Regions from separate parts of the Homo sapiens genome. Here region 2 is linked to region 1. The links are chromatin contacts, found by Hi-C or POLR2A ChIA-PET in ENCODE. All regions are on one chromosome and are shown on one strand. The core of a region is the stretch at or near the end of the contact, and the rest is flanking DNA. Distances in the headings are between cores, read along the strand shown. Region 1 overlaps VPS53 (VPS53 subunit of GARP complex). Region 2 overlaps VPS53 (VPS53 subunit of GARP complex).

The links. Hi-C counts contacts between places; a loop is a spot of excess contacts on that map. ChIA-PET counts read pairs that join two places held with the same protein, here RNA polymerase II (POLR2A). Pooled maps may share reads with other maps.
Region 2: a map of Right ventricle myocardium inferior shows a loop between it and region 1 (2.4-fold over the local background). The contact joins two enhancer-like sites. A Hi-C loop is called at or near these places in 6 of 168 maps with a recorded cell type or tissue (CD14-positive monocyte, CD4-positive, alpha-beta T cell, Right ventricle myocardium inferior and 3 more) and 3 of 50 pooled maps. POLR2A ChIA-PET finds 5 or more read pairs at or near these places in 2 of 52 experiments (activated B cell and naive thymus-derived CD4-positive, alpha-beta T cell).

Annotation. Positions count from the first base shown.
Region 1 is chr17:572,864-575,563 of GRCh38, forward strand. The region is part of intron 13 of VPS53 (VPS53 subunit of GARP complex); the gene reads right to left. Among named protein-coding and RNA genes, the nearest start is that of VPS53-AS1, 51 kb to the left of the region's middle. RefSeq lists an enhancer at 1-250. Within about 2 kb of position 1,413, at least 4 of the 41 ENCODE cell types and tissues checked have a DNase peak (open chromatin) inside an H3K27ac peak, as active enhancers do.
Region 2 is chr17:627,374-630,073 of GRCh38, forward strand. It overlaps VPS53 (VPS53 subunit of GARP complex), which reads right to left. Exons shown (of 22, transcript NM_001128159.3): 9 at 715-858. Among named protein-coding and RNA genes, the nearest start is that of VPS53, 86 kb to the right of the region's middle. Within about 2 kb of position 1,267, at least 6 of the 41 ENCODE cell types and tissues checked have a DNase peak (open chromatin) inside an H3K27ac peak, as active enhancers do.

The DNA.
Region 1 (2,700 bases), core at 163-2,662:
CTCAAGTACCCAGGGACACAAACACTGCGGAAGGCCTCAGGGTCCTCTGCCTAGGAAAACCAGAGACCTTTGTTCACTTGTTTATCTGCTGACCTTCCCTCCACTATTGTCCTATGACCCTGCCAAATCCCCCTCTGTGAGAAACACCCAAGAATGATCAATAAAAATAAAAATAAAAATAAAATAAAATAATCAACAATGGTAATTAGTTTACAGACAGATGCTAGGCTCTAGAAAAGCATGAGTTCTAGTCTAACAAAAGTTATTAGAGGGAACTCAGGAGAATGGGCAGATATGGAGTCACCAGTAACTTCCCTGATGGAGAACGCCATAGAATGGGGTAAAGAAAGTGCCTATGTAGAAATTTCTTTTGCAAGAGTCAGCCAGAGGAAATCACTAAATGCCAAGGGTAGAAGACAGACTAACCTCCTCTTTGAACATAAATAAAAATTGAGAAAGCCATTTAAAGGATGTAAGGACGGCTTAGCCCAACCTGCTAGTGGCCATCCCCACTTCCTGCCTCCTCCCTGAGTACTGGCTCTGCAGTCCTCCTACTGCTACTTGGCTTTTGGCTGGGGCAGATGCTGCCGGAACTTTCCCTTGGCAGGTGGGAGGCTGGGGAGATGAGAAGGTGGACCCCATGCCAGGCTCAAGAGAAATCTGGCCACACTGACAAGGCCACCCACCCACATAGGAGTCCTGAAAAAGATGAGAGGGATGGCAGGGCAGGCACTGTTCCTGAGCACCATTTACTGTGTGCTGAAGGTGAAAATGCCACCTCTTCTCCTCCTCGCCACAAAGTCCATGAGGTCGGCCTTATGATCCTCACAGTGTAGAGGGGCTAGCTAGGAGCATGCTCAAGGTCCCAGCCTAGCAAGCGCGAAGCCTCACATCTAGGTATGTCTGGGATCAGGCCCACGCTCTTTCCACCACACTGTGTTGCGTCTCTGTCATCTGGGAAGTTATGAATGGTCTCATGCTTTCTGAGTTAGAGCTACAGCAAAAGTAGTAATGTGCACAAAACCAGTCCCCACCTGAGTTCCTTCTCCAGCCTCAGGATTCTTTGAAGGGAAGAAGCAGTTCCTAGAACTCCTTGAAATTACACTCAAAATAGTGTGTGCATGATATGGATTTTTTTGACAAGAGCGTCGATGCTTTCCATTGGGTTCTTAAAAAGGATCTATGACTTTAAAATGGTTAATAACGAGTGCGTTGGGCATTATTTTGTCTGACTATCTCTCTTGACAGATAAGGAAATGGAGTTCTTTGAACTCTATTTTCTACTTTGAGTTACAGTGTTTATTCTGCAGGAACAGCAGCACAGCCTGCGCAGTATCTGCTCCTTCCTTAGTGCTGCGGAAACTTCCTAGTGAGGCCAAACAGCAGGGTAAGTGGCCAGCACTTCATTTTTCACAGGAAAATGGAGAGTCCCCAAGGAAGGGAGGCCTGGCTCCTTGCCCAAAGTATCATGAACAATGAGTATACTTTGTATAAATCAAGGCCATGTGAAAAGAGTGGATGCCAGAATTACAATAACTCAGAAAAATGACCCTTTAAACCAGGTAGGTTTTGGGAAAGGATGTGGCTACCTCAGACATGTGCTTTAAACCCTGGGCCTTGGCTGGGCGCGGTGGCTCATGCCTGTAATCCCAGCACTTTGGGAGGTGGAGGTGGGCTGACCTCTTAAGCCCAGGAGTTCGAGACCAGCCTGGGCAACATGGCAAAACTGCGTCTCTACAAAAAATACAAAAATTAGCCAGGTGTGGTGGTGTGTGCCTGTAGTCTCAGCTACTTGAGAGGCTGAGTAGGAAAGACTGCTGAAACCCAGGAGGTTGAGGCTACAGTGAGTCCTGATCACGCCTCTGTACTCCATCTTAGCTGACACTGAGACCCCGTCTCAAAAATAAATAAATAAAAATAAACCCTGGACCCAGTAACTTTTAAGCCTTTTAAAACGAAAAATTTGGGTTAAGAGAAGATGGGGCTTTGGCTGAAAAGAGTCATCCAGGGGGGTTCCTCAAAGACCTGTGACTCTAATAGGCAAATAACCAATCCTTTTTCCTGCCCCTCAGGGGTGTCTTAGTAACTTCCTGGAGGCAAACTGTGAATGTAGAAGACAGGGTGCTCTCAAGGACAAAGAGGCAGAAGTCCCCACTGTACCTCGGTGTGCCTGCTGGGCACGTGCCCACTGGGCAAGAGCAAGGGCACTACTGGGTCTTTGCAAGGCAAATGACGGCAAGGCAACTTGCCTTTGGTGGTGGGCTGATGGGGAGACTTCCATTTGATGATGGAGAAGCTACTGGGCAAGTTCATTTTCTGAGATTTTAATATGAAGTACTTTGTAATCGGGCATGAAAAGCATAGAAGCAGTCCATAAAATCACGTGAGTGAATAATACAGTTCCATGTGAAGTTTCTAATTGAAACATTGTCTTACTGTTACGGTTTAAGAAACATGTTTGAAACTAAGAATGTGCTCACCCATGATAGAAGCATTAAAAACAAGGGGAGGGGTGAAGTGCAATCAGACCTAAATGCGTAAATGCAACCCCAGAGAGCCTCCCTAAAAACCTAATACGTTCCCAGAGAACTTCCCTCAGAACCTAACGCGTTCCCAGAGAACTTCCCTCAGAACCTCAATGCGTTCCCAGAGAATGTCCCTCAGAACCTAATGTGTTCCCAGAGAATCTCCCTCAGAACC
Region 2 (2,700 bases), core at 17-2,516, 54 kb after region 1:
AAGGAAACAAGCAAAAACACAGAGCCAAGCAAAAGGGAACCAACCTCTGTATTTCTCATGGTTTTAAAGAATCTAGGCTACCTTTTTAACTTGATTTTTTACTTAAAAATTCAGAGGTTTTTGGCTGGGCGCAGTGGCTCATGCCTATAATCCCAGCACTTTGGGAGGCCGAGGTCAGCAGATCACCTGAGGTCAGTTCGAGACCAGCCTGACCAACATGGAGAAACCCCGTCCCTACTAAAAAATACAAAAATTAGCCTGGTGTGGTGACAGGCGCCTGTAATCCCAGCTACTTGGGAGGGGGAGGCAGGAGAATTGCTTGAACCCGGGAGGCAAGGTTGCAGTAAACTGAGATCGCACCACTGCGTTCCAGCCTGGGCAACAAGAGCGAAACTCCGTCTCACACACACACACACACACACACAAAATCCAGAGGTTTTTAACCTGGGGTCCATGATTGGCCTTCAGGGGTCTATACATTTCCAGAAACTATATGCAGAATTTTATGCACAGGTGCATGTTTCTGAATTTCTCCAAAGGGTCAGTGACCTCAAAATGGTTAAGAACTATAAACTCAGCCCCTAGGACTCACAGCTCAACAACCAACACTGTCAGACAGTCATGTAATACGAGGTCTAAATTAGTAGGCTTGACAGCACTCATGTTTCAATAAAATTCAAATGTTACATCTGATCTTATTTGGTCAATACTCACATCTTGGTTTTCTTGAAAAAGTACCAGATACTCTGACAGATGCTGTTTAATAAACTTTTTGATGATTTCCTGTTTGATCCTGGGATCTAGAATATTAGCAACCAGACATGCATCTCGTAGAACATTGCTGGGTCCTCCTGGTCTCTAGTAAAACAAACATGTACCAGGTGAAAAGCCAGAAACAACCTTTAAACCTCATGGCTTCTCACAGCCACTACTTGTTATCTCTACGCATTGTCAGTCTTACTCCTGCTCCTTCACACTCATTCTTTCTGCTGTGGCTGGATCTGTCAGTTACCTGCTGCTCCTCGAGGATGGAATCCTTACACTCGTTTTACAGCAAGCGACAGAAAAACTACCCTGTGAATCTGCAATGAGATATTTTGGGAAATGGGCAGTAATGATCACGGGAAATTTGACTTTCTGCAAACCAAAACTGAAAGAGATCTAAAAGTCAGAATGCCACTGGTCTCTGATGTCGCAAGATGCTGCTGAAGAGGCCTAAGAGTGGGAATGCCACCAGCCTCTCTCCTAAGAGTTGGAATGCCACCAGCCTCACTCCACATGTGCCACTCTTCCCTGACTCCAACCTCTGGGATTCCTGTTCTTAAAGTGCTATGTTTTTGCCAAATAGTGTGGTCTCCCTTAACACATAAAACCAGGTTCCAAGCCACGACATGTGTTTCACAATAGTGAACTACCTAGAAAGGCAGCCAAAGAGAAAATGCTGTGATACTGGCCTCCTGACCTGAGCGAACACTGGAAAGATACCAGGCGCTGTACTGACGCATCACGACGGGAAGGTCTTTGTTACCAAAAGCAATTCAATGACCAAAGTTTTGCTGAGACTTTCTTTACAGTACGTCACTGAGTGAACATGACTGGCTAAGTGGACTACAGTAAAAAGAACACTTGGAATCTACTCCTGGCTTGGCTAAAAAGCCATGCATGTAGCTTTGGAGCACTTGCTCACCTCATATGAAAAATAATAGACTTTAGGTGATAAGTAAGGTTCTTCTAAATCTTTATTTTTTGTCAACTCTTTCCAATTCCACCCATCTCAACTGAAGTTCCACGCTTCTAAAGTGTTATATAAGCTGCCTGAGACCTGAGTTTTTAAAATGTTGACTTACTCCATGCTGAGTGGTTTTTATGTCATCTGCTGAACACCCTAACTTCTCAATTCTCACTTCAGGATGAAAGTGACCTGATAGAGAAGTCATAGATGCCAAAACCTATGGGTTCACGGGTTCAGATTTTTTCATTTACAAAGAGTTTACTAGGTTGTGCCTTGGAAAAATTTTTAAAAATCTTAATTCCCACTTGTGAAATGGAAATAGTAACACAAGGCCTTTAAGAAAAGCCCATAGTCTTTAAAAAGAAAACTAGGCTGGGAGCGGTGGCTCACGCCTGTAATCCCAGCACTTTGGGAGGCCAAGGCAGGCAGATCATGAGGTCAGGAGATCGAGATCCATCATGGCTAACATGGTGAAACCCCATCTCTACTAAAAAAAAATACAAAAAAATTAGCCAGGCGTGGTGGCGGGTGCCTGTAGTCCTAGCTACTCAGGAGGCTGAGGCAAGAGAATGGCATGAACTCGGAAGGTGGAGCTTGCAGTGAGCCGAGATCGCACCACGACACTCCAGCCTGGGCAACGGAGCAAGACTCCATCTCAAAAAAAAGAAAAGAAAAGAAAACTAAAAACAAAACAAAAAAAAAACCACACACACACACACACACACACACACACACACACACGAAGTCACTATGCCAGAGAAAAGGGAGGCATGTTGTTAAAGAGAACCATTTTAATTTCATCTGCCCGGTGGAATCTGGGAAAAAAAATATAAAGCAGGCCTCTTCTAAACAATAAAGATGGGCTTCATCCACATCTTCCTGAAACTTCTAGAAACTGAAATGAGTGGCTGGGCATGGTGGCTCATGCCTGTAATCCCAGCACTTTGGGAGGCCGAGGCGGGCGGATC